2 separate regions of the Mus musculus genome follow, and region 2 is linked to region 1. A link is a loop called in an ENCODE intact Hi-C map of the cell type or tissue named here. Cell type or tissue: gastrocnemius. All regions are shown on one strand. Each heading gives the region's core, and the rest is flanking DNA. Links, peaks and the distances in the headings are about the cores only.

Region 1 (8,340 bases), core at 83-8,082:
ACAAGTCAAACATTCACAGATTTAAAAATCGAGATAACTCTTTGTGCTCTATCATATTAAAATGGAATAAAAGTTAAAAAAAATAACAAAAGAAACTACAGAAAGACTTGGAGACTTATCTTTGAACAATGGTTCATTCAAAAGAAATCATAAAGAAAATTCTAAAAGTTCTTAGAGACAGTGAAAATAAAAAAGACAGTTTCTCAGAACATCTGGGGCACAACCAAGGCAGCCCTAGAGGAATCCTTATGGCAATGAGTGCCCCACTCAAATATCTGAGGAATCCCAGATAAATCCCCTAAGGATGAGCCTAGGGAAAACAGCAAGCAGCCACTCACAAGCCCAACAGACAGCAAAGGATAGCAAGAATTAAGAAAGTAACGGAGCCTAAAATAACCAGTCATTTTTGTAAAAGTCAGACTGACAAACTCTTAGCCAACCTAAGTAAGAAAAAACAGAAATTAACGTTAGAGCTGAAAAAGAGATTATTAAAACAAACAACAATGAAATATAGAACATTATTGAAAAATCTATACTCTCAAATGCTGGAAAAAAAGAAGAAATAGGTAAATTCTAAATCCGTATCACCTACCAAAGTGAAAAGCCAGAGGGCCCAACCATTTAACAGACTCATAACATGCTGTGAGGTTGAAGCTAGGTTAAAAAGCCTCCCTTCAAGCTGGGCGGTGGTGGCGCACGCCTTTAATCCCAGCACTCGGGAGGCAGAGGCAGGCGGATTTCTGAGTTTGAGGCCAGCCTGGTCTACAAAGTGAGTTCCAGGACAGCCAGGGCTATACAGAGAAACCCTGTCTTGAAAAAAAAAAAAGAACAAAAAACCAAGAAACCAACAAACCAAAAAGCCCCCCTTCAAAGAAAAGCCCAGGGTCAGATGGATTCACAGCTGAATTTACTAAGCTTTTTAAGAAAGAGCTGGTGTTAAGTCTTCATTTTCAAAATACAAAGTGAAGGAACACTATCCAGTTCATTACACAAAGGCAGATTATTATGATACAAAAACCAGGTAAAGACCAATTTTTCTTGAACACAGACACAGAAATTCTAAAAAAAAATACTTACAAATTAAATTCAGAAACACATTAAGATCACACAAAATACTTAAAACAATAAATGCAACAATATATATATATATATATATATATATATATATATATATATATATATATATATATATATATATATATAACTTGAGGACAGAAGCTACCTAACCGTTTCTTTTAGTGCCAAAAAGGCACTTGGCAAAATTTAATATCCCTTCATGATAAAAGTCCTGGAGATATTAGGAATGACTGGAGAATATCTCAAAATAATAAAACCAAAGCAACTGTGGTGGTTTGAATGAGAGTGGTCCCCACAGGCTCCTATATTTGAAAGCTTGGTCTCCAGCGAGTAGGGCTGTTTGAGCAGAACTGGGAGGTGTGGGTTTGTTGGAAGAGGTGTATCACTAGGTGTGTGCTCTAAGGTTTCGAAAGCTGACGTTAGGCACAGTCTCTCTATGTCCACAACTTATGAATCAAATGCCCCAGTTACTGCTCCAGCACTATGTCTGCATGCCACCATGTTCCCTGCCATGATGTTCATGAACTAACCCCCTAAACCTGTAAGCAAGCCCCCAGCTAAATACTTCCGTTTATAAGTTGTTTTGGTCATAGTGTCTCCTCACAGCAATAGGTTGATAACTAAGATGTCGACCTTATAGCAAACAAAGACAAGTGGATATTCTCTACGATCTGGAAAGAGGTAAGCATGCCTGCTCTCTTTCTTGTTCAATATAGGACCCGAAGCTTTAGCTATAGCAATCAGAAAGATATGAATAAATCAAAATAGGAAAGTAGGAAGCCAAACTATCCGTATTTGCAGATGCCATGATTCTACACTTAAAAGACTCTTTAGGATCTACTAGAAAATGTTTTGATTTGATGAACATTTAAAGTTGCGTAATCCAAACTCAAGGAAAACTGGAGGCCCCATATTTGAATTTCCATATTGAAACAAATAATGTGCTCTCAGAGAAAAAGAATTAAGAAAAATATCCCAGCCAGGCGTGGTGGAGCACACCTTTAGTCCCAGCACTCGGGAGGCAGAGGCAGGCAGATTTCTGAGTTCGAGGACAGCCTGGTCTACAAAGTGATTTCCAGGACAGCCAGGGCTACACAGAGAAACCCTGTCTCAAAAAACTAAAAAAAAAAAAAAAAAATTCCTTTATGGTGTTATAAAAAGTTACAAACACATGTAAACAAAAACTTCAAGGCAGTAGAAAAGGAGGTCAAACAAGATAGTAAAGAATATAGGAAGCTTCCACCCTCCTGGACTGGCGGAATTAATCATGTAAAAATTGCTGTAACCGTGTACAGCCTAAACTCATGTGACCATCGTTTATTTGAACTGGCTTAACGCTCATAATGCCCTCAGAATATAAATTGTCTGATACTCAGAATAAAGTTGGCTATTGCATGAGACTTTAGTCCACCTCAGTTTTTGGCTCCATTCTTCCAGGTTCAGGCCACCAACTAGAGCAATAAAAATATATAACCATGAATAACCCAAACAGTCATAAGATGCAAAATCATAGCTAGTGGTAGCATAATACCTGACCTCAAACTATACTCCAAAGCTATAGTGACAAAGACAACCTGGATCCAGCATAAAAATAGACAGGAAGGCTAATGGGACAGAATATAAGACCTGGAAATAAACAGACAAAGTATGGTCACTTAATTTTTGACAAAGGGGTAAAAAACATGCACTAGAAACAAAGCCCCTTCAATAAAGCATGCTTGCAAAATTAGATAGTCACCTGCAGAATAACGGAATTAGACTAATAACTCTCACTTTGTATGAATAAATCAATAAAAAAATGGACCAAAGTCCTTGTAGAAGTGGATGGGGAGGAAGAGGGAGGCGACAAGGGAGGGAAGGACAAGGAGCAGAGGAACGGGAAACTGCAGTCAGGATGTAAAATAAATAAATAAAATAATAAAACAATATTTTAAAATCTTGAAATGCTAAGACTATCAGATAAAAGCCTAAAAAATAGTCTCCAAGGTGCTGGGGAAGGCAAGAATTTTCTGCATAGCATAGGAACTAGCCTAAGTATCAATAGTGAGTCTACATGGAAGCAAGGCATTTCTGCACACACAGCAAAGGAAACAGTCAGCGTCATGCGCAGACAGCCCACGGGAAGGGAGAAAAATCTCTGTATGCTTCACACAGGGACCTCCAAAAGCTGAGGAAATTAAATACCAAGTGATAAGACTGCCGATCAGCAAACCGGCTAGAGTACAGAGCAGACATTTTTCAAAGAAAGACCAAATGGACAAAAGCCGTTTAACAAAATGTTCAACATCTCCAGTCCTTCTTGTCTTTGTTTTTTAAAACTACTTTGAGGTAGATACCACCTCACCCTAGTCAGAATGGCTACCATCAAGAAAACTGGCAATGGAGAAGATGTGGAGAAAGATCTTTATTCCCTGCTGTTGGTAGTTCAAATTAATGTGACCATCATGGATATCAGGGTGGCGGGTCTTCAGAAACTTAAGTCTAAAACTGCTATGGTGGTTTGAATGAGAGCGGCCCCCATAGACTCATAGATTTAAATGTTTGGCCTCCAGCACTATATGAAAGGATTAAGAGGTGTGGCCCAGTTGGAGGAGGTGTGTCACTGAGGGTGGGTTTTGAGGTTTAAAAAAAAAAACCAAGCCAGCACCGTGTCTGCATACGCACTGCCGTGTTCCCACCATCAGGACAATGGACTGAACCTCTGAAACTGTCACAAACCTCAGTTAAATGACCCCCCTTTGTAAGAGTTCCTGTGGCTGTGGATTCTCTTCACAGCAACACAACAATGACTACAACCCCTACCACATGACCCAGTGATTCCACTCCATATCCTACACAGAGACATTTTTGCACATCCGAGTAGAATTCTGTTCTGTGTACTATAGCAAGGAAACGTTAACAACTTAGATGCCTGTCAACAAATGGATGGATAAAGAAACCCTAGTACATATATAAAATGGAATATTATTCATCTATGAAGAAGAATGAGATCAGAATTTCCCAGGAAACTGAACTCAGAATGAATACTATTCCGGGGGTGGGGGGCGGGGGGGCGGTACACACAACTTCAGAAAGAGAAAACGTGCTTGCTTATTCTCTCTCACATGCAGATTCCAGCATATAGCATAGACATGTATTTATGGAAACATTTAAGTGTAAGCATAGCATAATATTTACAATGGAGACCCCAAAAGGGTCCTCTTAGGTGACAGGGCAGGACAGAAAGCAGGCAAAAGGACACAGAAGCTGTGAAAAGGGAACAAAAAACTACTTGGTTTTCTAATTTCAACTCTGGAGTGTTTGTTCTTGTTTTTATTTTTGTTTTATTTTTTATAATTGATAATTAATGTGTAAAACCCCAAGGGAAGACCCACGGCTTCAGAATGACCATTCTAACCATGCAGTGTCATATTTTTATTTGAGTTTGTTGCAGTATGATTTTCACTAAGAAAGAAAGAAAGAAAGAAGATGTTTTCTAAAAGACAATAAAACAAAACCATGTATCCAGGCACTATTGTTTCATTCCTGAGGGAACTCCTCTAATAACTTAGAAATAATGTACATAACGACAGTATGAACTAAGTTTGAGAACAATAGCTAAAAGTGGATTAGGACATGAGTCTTTTTTAAAGGCTGTTTCAAGCTTATTGCATACATAAGGACCTCTACTTCTGCTGTAATTTGCTGCCCCCTAGTGGTCAATTTGAACAACCGTAAACTGATCAAAAGGAACCGAAAGCAAGAGAAACCTGGGCTATTTCTTTCAAAGGTACGAAAACTTTGGCTCTAACAAGATGGACTCCAGGGTGAGAACAGACAAGATCTCAAGAAGAAGCCATATTGGGTCCTGAATTCCGGGAACAGCTCCCCCCCACCCCCACCCCCACCCCACCCCCAGTGTTACTCCTGTCTAGTTTTACGTCCCAATTCCTGATTGCCCATGGATTTGTGTGTTAAACTACAGTAATTGTAACCATACCTCTGGGCACCATTAAAAAAAAAAATCTTTAAAAGAAATTAGACCTCTCCTCCACCCTGATCCTGCAACAAAACACTTTGAAAATGTGCCAGAATAAATAACACTTAAAAATATTAGTGGACTCTAGAATCATGTCATTGAACTCGAAACGACTCTCCCTTCACCTGCTGTGACTAGCTGTCCTGAGCTAAAGCATCTGCAGGCCAGTCGCCAGCTAAAGTGTACCAGCCCACAGCTCCAAGGTCCTCTCTCTGCCAAAAAAAAATCATAATCATAATGTCTTCATAAAAATGAGCTAAGAGTTTGAAACTCTTCTCTTCATCAGAATCACATTAGTCTTCACTAAGGGTACCTGCTTCAGATCTCCTGGTGTTCTGCAGACATTTCCCTCTTGAATCTAAACTGGATCCTGAGTAAGCTTTTCTCAACAGCTTTTCCATGGGATCCTGACACGGTTTTAAAGGAGAAGTCTCAACAAGGACTTAGGAAAGTCAGGTAACATCCACTGAGACAAGCTTGCTAAGCACTTTAGAGGCCAGGCGTCCTTCCGCGCAGGTGCTAAGAATGCAGGGAGCAGCTGAATAAGTTCAGAGTCTACTTAGGGAGGGGCCAAGTAAACAATAGTTTCCTTCAGGCTAGAGAGCAGCAAGGGCACCCGGGAGCTGGAGAGACTGGCCTTGGGGAGAGCCTGGTTGAAGACATTGGGGGTTTTTTGTTTTGTTTTTGTCTTGATTTTGTTTTTGTTTTTTGAGTGCCTCCTATCAAAGAGGCTCCTGAGTAAACTGTAAGAAATGGCATTCCTCTTCCAATCTGTGTGACCCCGCACCTTTAAAAGGCTAAATGTGAACTTATATTTGCTTGGTTGTTTGGAGGATTTTCACTGTCGCTGGATGGTTAGTCACAGACTTTACCGAGTTTGTAACTGTTATCAGAGCTGACTCTGTAATGCTGCTCACAAACTTTTTGCTAGTCAACGTGGGACTATAAGAGTCCAAATGGAGAACTGTGTTTGGTAATGTGAGGGGGCTGTGAGAGCCACAAATGGAAACAGAGTATTTAAAAGGGAAAAGTGATGGAAAGACAAAGAAAGGGCCGCAAGGAACAAGAGAAAGTATGTTTCTAAATGGCTACCTCCTTGTTTGGGTATTCTGCTGCTGCCGCCAGATATTTGTTCTCTCTCTCTCTCTCTCTCTCTCTCTCTCTCTCTCTCTCTCTCTCTCTCTCTCTCTCTCTCTCTCTCTCCCTCCCTCCCTCCCTCCCTCCCTCCCTCCCTCCCTCCCTCCCTCCCTCCTTCCCCTCCCCTCTCTCTCATCTCCTCACTTCTCACTTCTTTCTTCCTCCTCTCCCTCCCCACTCCCTCCTGCAGTATCTGTCACTTCCCCATTCTCTTTCTGAGTCTGTCCACTTCCTGTGGTCCTTCCGGAAGCAACACTCACACCCACACGCAGTGCCATACCTTGCCTATCACTCTAGAAAGCAGGAAGTTTTAAGAAAAACTGGAGCCAACTGGTCATGAGCAGAAATATCCAAGTGCAGTTTCAATTGGCTATCTCCTAACCTTTAAATTGAGGGTTAGCTTACTATCACAGGCAGTCCTCCATGTTAAAAAAAATATTTAAGACTTAAATAATAAACTCAAGGGGGACCTGGGAAAGCTCTTTTTGTTAAGAGGACCCAAACTGGGTTTCCATGACCACCCTAGTAGCTCCCGTTCCAGAAGATCTGATGTCTGCTTCTGGCCTTAGCAGTCTCTGCACACATTTAGCATACAGACATACATGCAGAAAAGAGCACACTATACATAAACAAAAATAGATAACATTGGAAAAACATTAATGAACATAGAATAATTTCACTGCACCTCATTCAATTTCTGTGACCAGAGAGTGATTCTCTCAGGACCACGTCATCCTGAGCCATTTCCAGGACACCATTCTCTCAGAGTCTACATGGTTCATTTGCTTTCAAATAAACAGACTTGTTCTTCCTCATGTATCTCACTTAAAGGGAAAAAAATTCAGAAGCAAATAGAAAAAAAAATTAACCATAAGGATGTTTATAAGTATATTCTTCCAGATTTTGACTCCCTGCCTGAGTGTGTGTATGTGTGTGTGTGTGTGTGTGTGTGTCTGTGTGTCTGTATGTCCATGCTTTATAAAATAAAATCATAACACACTGATAATATTAGTTATTTTCTTGAATTTATACTGGTGATCATCACAGAGAACCTTTGAAATATCTTTGTCTCTATTTCCTGGGTGAGGAAACAGGAGTTTGAGAGATTAAGTATATTAGCCAAGCCTCCTTTTTGTGAATTCCAGAGCTGTTTGAACGGGCCCTCTGGCTCAGTGAGCACTCTGTTATCTACAGTCTTGTGTGTTTATCTGTGCCCCTGGCTAGGTGTCTTAAATATGTAAAAAACGCCCTTTAAAATCCCCTTGGGCAGGCTTCTACACTCTTCACAAATGTCCTGAGGTTTATTTTGTTTTACTTTTTAACTTTTATTTGTTTGGGGGAGGGGGGCATCTGCACCTTGACGTTTGTGTGGCGGTCAGAGGACAATGTTATGGACAAAGTTCTCTCCTATGGTGTGAGTGCTGGAAGTCAAAGTTAAAGAGCCAGACGTGGTGGAAGGAGTTCCTTACTACCAAGCCATCCCTCAGGTCCTGTTGGGTTTTTAAAGTATGTGACACGTCCTTTCAGCGTGCTTTTCCAACTGGGGCTGGGCAGAGGACTTGGTTGACTACGGCTATAGCTTCCATACACTTGCAGAAAGGCTACACTTACCACAGGGCTACAGTACTGTACACAGCTGGTCCCCAGTACCCAGACCTGTCAATACAAATCGCATGCTTTATCATGTGGCTGTTTTTGGGCTATTTCACCTGGGCCCCCTGGCCCCTCAAAACAGTAGTGTTTAGGAACCTCTGTCCTGTTCTATTCTGTGTTCTAGAAAAGACAGCCCCTACACGGCTGAGACAATGTTCTCCATCTTTTCCTGTATTACACTTGGTACAAAGAAAGTGCCTCACCCTGACCCCCAACCCCTGCGCACACCATTTATAGTTAGCTCAACTTCAACTTCAGCTCTCCACTGACCAACAAGAACAAAACTTGTATTAATGAACCTCAGTGGGGACTTTGTTCTCCAAGTCCTAAATTTCAGTCTAGTGGCCTGTGCCAGCTAACAGAGCTTTCTGAGAACAAGAAGGCCTGGGGTTAGGCATTATCTGATCAGTTACTCCCATTCATCCCATTTCTCCACACCCAGTCTTCTCTGGCCC
Region 2 (8,340 bases), core at 283-8,282, 320 kb before region 1:
GATCCTCATGGGCACACCAAGAGATGCTATGCAAACCTTGTTCCCCAATTTAGCTGGTCAATAAAAGGTTAGAGCCTGTGGTTGGGCAGTAGAGGGAGGAAGCAGGACAGGAGGATTGAGCGAGGGGGTTGCAGGTAGAGGAGAGAAGAGGGAAGAAAGGACATGAGGCTGGGGGAGGCCGCCAGGAGAGGAGATAGACCTGGGGTAGGCCGCCAGGAGAGGAGATGGGCCATGATCTCAGGGCCAGGAGAACAGCAGTAATACAGGGCATTATGGCTGGGACATAAGTTAGAACAGCTCCGAAACTGCCCAGTCTAGGCTTACAGTTTGTAAATAAAATACCTGGATTGTGTGTCTTCTTTACAGGCTAGATAGACTGCTTAATTCCATTCAACAAGCCATGGGTGTATTTAAAGCCCTAGAAAACTAGATTGATTTAAAATGTTCCAGTTTCCTCAACATTAAGGTTCTTTTCCACAGGACTGCCTTGTTTATTTTACCTTTAGTTAATTTTATGCAGCATAAAATCAGAAACGTATGAAATGGAATACAGAATATGGTAAATGTTTGACACATCGCATTGCTGTTCTGACTGCAAGCACACATCTGCCATCCAGGCACCCAGTGCCCGAGCTACTCCAAGACGGCTTCTTCCCAAGATTCCATATCTACGCATGCATACGAATACATATGCACACGTACACACAAGTACATGTGCACACTTATACACATGCAGACAGGTACATATGCACACGTACACACAAGTACATGTGCACACTTATACACATGCAGACAGGTACATATGCACACATACACACAAGTACATGTGCACACTTATACACATGCAGACAGGTACATATGCACACGTACACACAAGTACATGTGCACACTTATACACGTGCAGACAGGCACATATGCACACGTACACACAAGTACATGTGCACACTTATACACATGCAGACAGGTACATATGCACACGTACACACAAGTACATGTGCACACTTATACACATGCAGACAGGTACATATGCACACGTACACACAAGTACATGTGCACACTTATACACGTGCAGACAGGTACATATGCACACGTACACACAAGTACATGTGCACACTTATACACATGCAGACAGGTACATATGCACACGTACACACAAGTACATGTGCACACTTATACACGTGCAGACAGGTACATATGCACACGTACACACAAGTACATGTGCACACTTATACACATGCAGACAGGTACATATGCACACGTACACACAAGTACATGTGCACACTTATACACGTGCAGACAGGTACATATGCACACGTACACACAAGTACATGTGCACACTTTTACACGTGCAGATAGGTACATTTGTATACACACACATATGCACATACATACACATGTACACACATGTACAAACATACATGTGCATATGGAGTAGCAGAGTGATTCTCTTCCCTCCCTCCCTTCCTTCCTTCCTTCCTTCCTTCCTTCCTTTCTTTCTTTCTTTCTTTCTTTCTTTCTTTCTTTCTCTCTCTCTAGATTTATTTATATTATGTATATGAGTACAGTGTAGCTATCTTCAACACACCAGAAGAGGGCATTGGGTCTAATCACAAATGGTTGTGAGTCACCATGTGGCCACTGGGAATTGAACCCAGGACCTCAGGAAGAGTAGTCCGTGTTCTCAACAGCTGAGCCATCTCTCCAGCCCCCTTTTCTTTGCACAGTTGATGACATACTCTTCACACTATTTAACACCTCACTAATTTTACTGATAAACTCACATTGGTGGCTACAGTATCTAGTTATAAAACCCATCCATTCTCTCTTTACTGGCTGTGTACACTTACACCGCATAGATATCTCCTAGTTAATTAAAATGCTAGTGAATATTTACATCATTTGCATCTTTTGTTCCTTTGTTTAGAACAGGGTCTCATTTAGGCCAGGCTTGCTAGAACTCTCAACAGTTGACCTTGAACTCCTGGTTTTGGTGCCTGAAACCTTTCTCTTGGGTGCTGAGATCACAGGTGTCTGCCACTGCACCTTGCTTCACATTGCAAACAGTGCTATAGTATCAGTGTGTGAACCAACATCTCTCTCTCTCTCTGTATAAACTGTGAAGTGACATTTTTAAAAGTAGTACTCTCATAATTCTGTTTTTGCTTACATTTTTGAGAATTTCTACATGAGTACAATATATTTGTATAATTTCCACTCCTTTTCCTTAGTTTACTGCTTTGTGTGTGTGTGTGTGTGTGTGTGTGTGTGTGTGTGTGTGTAAACACAGCTTCCACCAAGTTCATCTAGTGTTGCTCATACGTCTCTATGCTCAGCCCTGACCACAGTTGGATAACCAACCCGGGGCTCCCCCTGGAGGATACTGATTCCCTTTCTTAGCAGCCATTGGTTGCCTATAGTGCTCACCTGGGGATAAAGCTCTGTGAGATTTCTCCCATCCACGGGCACGTCAGTCAGTTAGTGTAGTCACTATGCTGGTCTTCCTCAGGTAACTGTATTGTTGGGATGTCATGGATGCAACTTCCCTGTCTCATGCAGAGGACACTCTCTCATCGCAGATGTCCTGGGCCTCTGGCTCTTTCCATCTTCTGCCCCTATTCCTTGGTGCTCCCTGAGACGTAGGTATATGGGTTGTAGTGCATGTATATCAGTTGGTGTTGAACACCCTGTGACCAGTTGTATTTTACATTTTGACCAGTTGTAGATTTCTGTAATGGGCTCCAGCAGCTTAGAAAAGAAACGTCTTTGATGAAAGGTGGGAGGTGCACTTCCCTGTGGATGTACGGACAAATATTTCAAATGTGGTTACAAACTATACTGCTTTAGGAAAATGGCAGTTACCAGGGTCTATTTCCATGTCTATGGCCTTACCAGCCACAGGGAGGCTAGCTAGGTTTACAGGACCAGGCATTTTGAGATGGGGTCTTACTATGCCACCCTTTCTGGCCTGGGACTCATAGACATCTACCTGCCTCTACTTCCCAAGTGCTGACATTAAAGGTCTGTGTCATCATGCCTGACACTAGTAATTCTTCATCTAAAATACATGAGCTAAATCCTCGTTTCATTTTTGTTTTTTGTTTTTTTTTTACTTTTAGGGAAGTCTTGAGGTTTTTTCTGGACTGGGGCTGGTAGCAGGCCCCCCTTTAGGTGGCCTTTTGTATCAATCCTTTGGCTACGAGGTACCCTTTATTTTTCTGGGGTGCATAGTCCTGCTGATGATACCACTCAACCTATACATTTTGCCTAGTTATGGTAAGTTCAAACTTAATACTCGCTTTAGACCTTTTATTTTATTTGTATGTCTTTGTAAAGGATACATTACGGTATGTTGGCTTTTAGTTAATGTAATCAATGATACCTCTTTTGCCACACCCTCAAAAACTGGCTCTCTTTCCTAAAACATGGGTAATTAATTCATGAGAACTTTTGCTTACAGAGGACTAGGGATAAAGCTCAATTAGCAGACTACTTGCATCAAGTCCTAGGTTTGCTCTCTAGCTCCACACAAAGAGAACGATGGTGGTGCTCATCTTTAAAGCACCTCAGCTATAGGGTGAGTTTACGGCCAGCCTAGGTTGCATGAGGCCCTATCTTCAAACAAACAAACAAACAAACAAATAAATAAATAAAAGCATATCACAAAAATTTCTAGGTTTTAGGAGGATCAAAATACTTAATTTCTCCTCACAAGCCATTGCCATTGGGCTGAACTAAATCACCAGAAACTGCTGTGGGCAACACATTTTGTCTACAAAGCAGTAAAAGCAAGGTGAGATCCCTATAAGTTCTAGGCCAATGTGGCTTTAGGTTCTTTTGTTGTTTTTTTTTTGGGGGGGGGTGGGGTGGGGGTGGGATGGGGTGGTTGAGACAGGGTTTCTCTGTGTAGCCCTGGCTGTCCTGGAACTCACTTTGTAGACCAGGATGGCCTTGAACTCATAAATCTGCCTGCCTCTGCCTCCCAAGTGCTGGGATTAAAGGCGTGTGTCACCACCCCCCCCCCCCCCCCCCCCCCCCCCCCCCGCTCGGCTTGTTGGTTTGTTTTTAATACGGTCTCACTATGTAGCCCTGCCCACCCTGGAACTCACACGCCCAGAGATCTTCCTGCCTCTACCTTTCCCAACTCTAGGTTCTAGGTCAACTTTGTGTACTTAGTGAGTTCCACGCCATCCTGGGCACAAAGTGACACGTTTGTTTTTCACTCCGTGAGTTTCTTTGAGATACATCTCAAACAAACTAAAACATTCAGTGTAGCCGGTCAAGGCCAATTATTCCTTCCCAGTGGGCCTTCTGCTTGTCTGGAGCAGTAATAGTTACAAGGACACAGTAAGATAATAGTTCCTGGCACAGTAAAGGAATCATTCCGGGTCAAAGTTTCCATCCCCACATAAATCACTAATCACAGTGATAAGCAGCTGCATACTGTCATGGTTAACTGATAGGAGCTAACCAGGGCAAGGAGCACAGAACACTTTGGGCCATCAGGTTCTTAGCTGTGGCTCATTGGTAGTTCCCTTTGGTCCAAATGAAACTTACTAGCCAGGTTATGTACATTGTAAGCATTGATTCTTAGTAGGGTAGTCAACTTGTATTCTTGCTAGGTTACTATGGGGAACTGGGGAGAACAGAGCCAGCGAGGCAATACCACAGTAAACCACAAGGTGGTGCTTATCCTCTTTGCAAGTGTAAGGAATCAGTTTTTTGTTTGTTTGTTTTGTTTTATGTTGTTTTCCCTTCGTTTAGCATCCTGGGCTATGTCCAGGTATGATGGCTAAACAGTCAGCAACAGACCTGGGGAGATGGGTCAGCAGTGAAGAGCATTGGATGCTCTTGTAGAGGACCTAGGCTCAATTCCCAGCAACTACATGGTGGCTCACAGCAGCCATCTGTAATGGAATCTGATGCCCTCCTTCTAGTGTGTGTCTGAAGACAGCTGCAGTGTCCTCATATACATAAAAAAAAAAAAAATCTCAAAAAAAAAAAAAGAAAGAAAAAGAAAAAAAGAAAAGAAAAGAAAGGGGTTAGATTCTCATGTAGCAAAAGGAAAAAAAAAACTCTTTATTACATTAGGAAATGAGAAAAGATAGCTAAGACAGGCTAATTAAAACTGGAATTTAAAAAAATCCCTAAGGTCGATAATATTAAGTTTGGAGTGTTCCTAAATAAGTGCACTCTTACAGTTATTGAAAGTTTTAATGCCATTGAAAGTTTTAGGATAGATGTTACAGGAAATCTCCAACCCAAATAAACCCACGCAAAGAAAACACGACTCAGTTAATATGAATAAAACTGCATGCCTAGATTGGGCAGATCTGCCGCTACACTACCATCTTCCTCATCTGTGAGACCCCTTATTTGCTTGTGGTTCCTCCAGGCCACGGGCTTCTGCTCCACTTTCCTTCCACCCCCTCTGTCGTCCTCTCTTCTCCCTCTCCTCCATCTCGCCCAAACTTTCAGCTCCACCTTCTCTTCTCCTGCCCAATCACAGGCTCTAGCCTTTGTTTTACAAATTAAGTAGGGGGGAGGACTCATTCGTGTCCTAAGCCCCTCCCTGGAGAGTGGAATTAGCATCAAAATACAAGCAGTCCCTGGGCCATCAGCAACTGTAATGAAGTTGTCTTTTGTTTTGACTTGTGAGCAGTTAGAATCCTGTGTTCAATACCTGCTGCTCATTCCTTCCACCCCCATGGCCCGCCATACTTAGGCTACTTAGCATTGTGTGTTAGGAGTCCTTGACCCATTTCCATATCTGCTCTCCAGTTGTTCCCTGATGTCCTGTTCTAACAGTCATGGCATGCCACGCCTCTCATTAAAACCCTCAACCTGAGAATCTGAGGAGCCTGCTTTACACCATGGTGACAGGAGGATCTATGGAGTTACACAATAGTCCCACCTCCTTTGTGGGCCACATACTACAAGACCAGAGCACACATCAAGCCCACTTCTACTAAGTTTTGATGTGTGCACACATACTTACGGTAAAGTTTAATTTAAAATTAGGCACAGTTAAGAGATTAACAATATGGGGCTGGTGTGATGGCTCAGCGGTTAAGAGTACTAGCTGCACTTGCAGAGGAACAGAGTTCAAGTCCCAGCATCCACATGGTGGTTCACAACCATCTGTAACTCAGCTCTCAGGACAGAGCATCCTCTTCCGGCCTCTGAAGCACCAGGAACACATGGCAGGTTCCTGGCACAGACGGACATACAGGCAAAACACCACATACACATTAAATAATTAAATAATTGTAAAAGGAGATTAGCAATAATAATGAAAGCATAAAACAAGTACGATTACTATAATTAAAGTTGTTTAAAATTTAGAAACTCGTTGTTTCTGGATTTTTCCAGTTATTATTGTTATTATTATATAATTTTTTTTTAAAGACAGGGTTTTTCTGTGCAGCCCTGGCCATCCTGGACCAGGCTGGATTTGAGTTCAGTGATGCACCTGCCTCTGCCTCTTGAGTGCTGGGATTAAAGGCTTGCACCACCACGCCCAGCCATCCTTTTATTTTAAAACTTAAAACAATCGGTACATTTTACTTATTTCATTTTCTGTGTGTGAGTTTTTGACTGTGTGCATGTCTGGTGCTCACAGAGGTCAGAAAGAAGGCATGTGGGCACTGGAAACTAAACCTCTGTCTTTTGTAGGAGCAGCTAGTGTTCTTTACTGAGCTATATATTATAACAGATAATGCTTTCTGTATACGCAAGAAATGTAACAGATTAAAACAAAAGGTTTTTTTATAATTAAAAAAATTTTTTTGATTTATTTATTTATTATATGTAAGTACACTGTAGCTGTCCTCAGATACTCCAGAAGAAGGCATCAGATTTCATTACAGATGGTTGTGAGCCACCATGTGGTTGCTGGGATTTGAACTCGGGACCTTTGGAAGAGCAGTCGGCACTCTTAACCACTAGCCATCTCACCAGCCCTTAAAATTATTTTTATTTTAATATTATATTATTTGTTGTTTTCTCTCTGTCTCTGTCTCTGTCTCTCTGTCTCTGTCTCTGTCTCTCTCTCTCTCTCTCTCTCTCTCTCTCTGTGTGTGTGTGTGTGTGTGTGTGTGTGTGTGTAGCCCTGTCTGGCTGTCCTGCAACTCACTCTTGTAAACCAGGATGGCCTTGAACTTAGACTCCAACAACCTCTCTCTCCCAATTGCTGGGATTAAAGGCATGTGCCCCATGCCTGGTTATTTTTACCATTTTAAATTGTGTGATGGGGGCTGGTGAGATGGCTCAACAGGTAAGAGCACCCGACTGCTCTTCCGAAGGTCCTGAGTTCAAATCCCAGCAACCACATGGTGGCTCACAACCATCCGTAATGAGATCTGACTCCCTCTTCTGGTGTGTCTGAAGACAGCTACAGTGTACTTACATATAATAAAATAAATAAATAAATAAATCTTTAAAAAAAAAATTGTGTGATGAGTGCAGAGGCTTTGGAGCCCCTGGAGCTGGAGCTACTGGTGGTTGTGAGCCACCTGATGTGGGTACTGTAAACAGAACTCTGTTCCTCTTAAAGAGAAGTGAGTGCTCTTAATTGCCAACCCATCTCTCCAGCCCATCTTTTGTAATTTTCAATTCAAATTCATTGAAGTTCAAAATCCACTAAGATCAACTGCCTGCTGGCAATACCTGGCTATGCCACAAGGTGGCACTATACCCTCTCTAAAGTAAAATACATACTCTGGTTTGAGGGTTGCGCTTTTGAATGACAGTATTCTCTGTATTCTGAAAATTTCCCTGAGAATATTACCTAAAATAACAAAAGTTTGCACAGTCTTTGAATATTTAGATATTGCAGATAGCCATGCTGATACTCAGATAGTCATGAACTTGGGTTAGGAGACTGGGAGACATGATCTTAAATGATAAAAGTCGTTCACACAGTGACACACCGCCTTCCAGTCTCTCAATGTAGGGTTTAGTTTGCACTCACAAAAGTAACCAGGTCTTGTTTTACAAAGAAAATTAGGAACCCCCCCCTCCCATGACACACACACACACACACACACACACATACACACACCCCTGGTGGAGCTCGAAGCACAGATGGTGATTTCTCTGTGGCTGTTCATGCCACTGTCCCATCCAAAAGGCCTTACTTCTAGATTATAAGGTGAAAACCTCCCGGCACACACTGATTGCACTGGACAGACACTATTTGTGTTTGAAAACCTGAGATTTGCTTTTTTTTTATTATTTTTTTTTTATTTTGGAGTTTTGTTTTGTTTGTCTTTTGAGATCAGTCTTACGGAGCCAGGCTGGCTTCACTCACTATGTAGCGGGGGATGAAATGAATTCCTGAAC

The links. Peaks named below come from ENCODE experiments on the same cell type or tissue, not always from the same donor. Only the 100,000 strongest peaks of a DNase experiment are listed, where the experiment ranks them.
Region 2: a loop joins it to region 1, with 7 times the contacts of the local background. A loop is called at or near these places in 29 of 42 quality-filtered maps.

Annotation. Positions count from the first base shown.
Region 1 is chr10:24,126,872-24,135,211 of GRCm38, forward strand. It overlaps Gm40614 (predicted gene, 40614), which reads right to left and starts at 5,613. Exons shown (of 2, transcript NR_168522.1): 1 at 5,409-5,613. In gastrocnemius, for the core only: a CTCF peak has its summit at 4,772 (motif pointing left); a DNase peak (open chromatin) is centred at 4,772; H3K4me3 peaks cover 827 bases.
Region 2 is chr10:23,807,673-23,816,012 of GRCm38, forward strand. It overlaps Slc18b1 (solute carrier family 18, subfamily B, member 1), which reads left to right. Exons shown (of 14, transcript NM_183116.2): 6 at 3,117-3,273. Among named protein-coding and RNA genes, the nearest start is that of Slc18b1, 15 kb to the left of the region's middle. In gastrocnemius, for the core only: CTCF peaks have their summits at 4,678 (motif pointing right) and 7,673 (motif pointing right); DNase peaks (open chromatin) are centred at 4,673 and 7,676.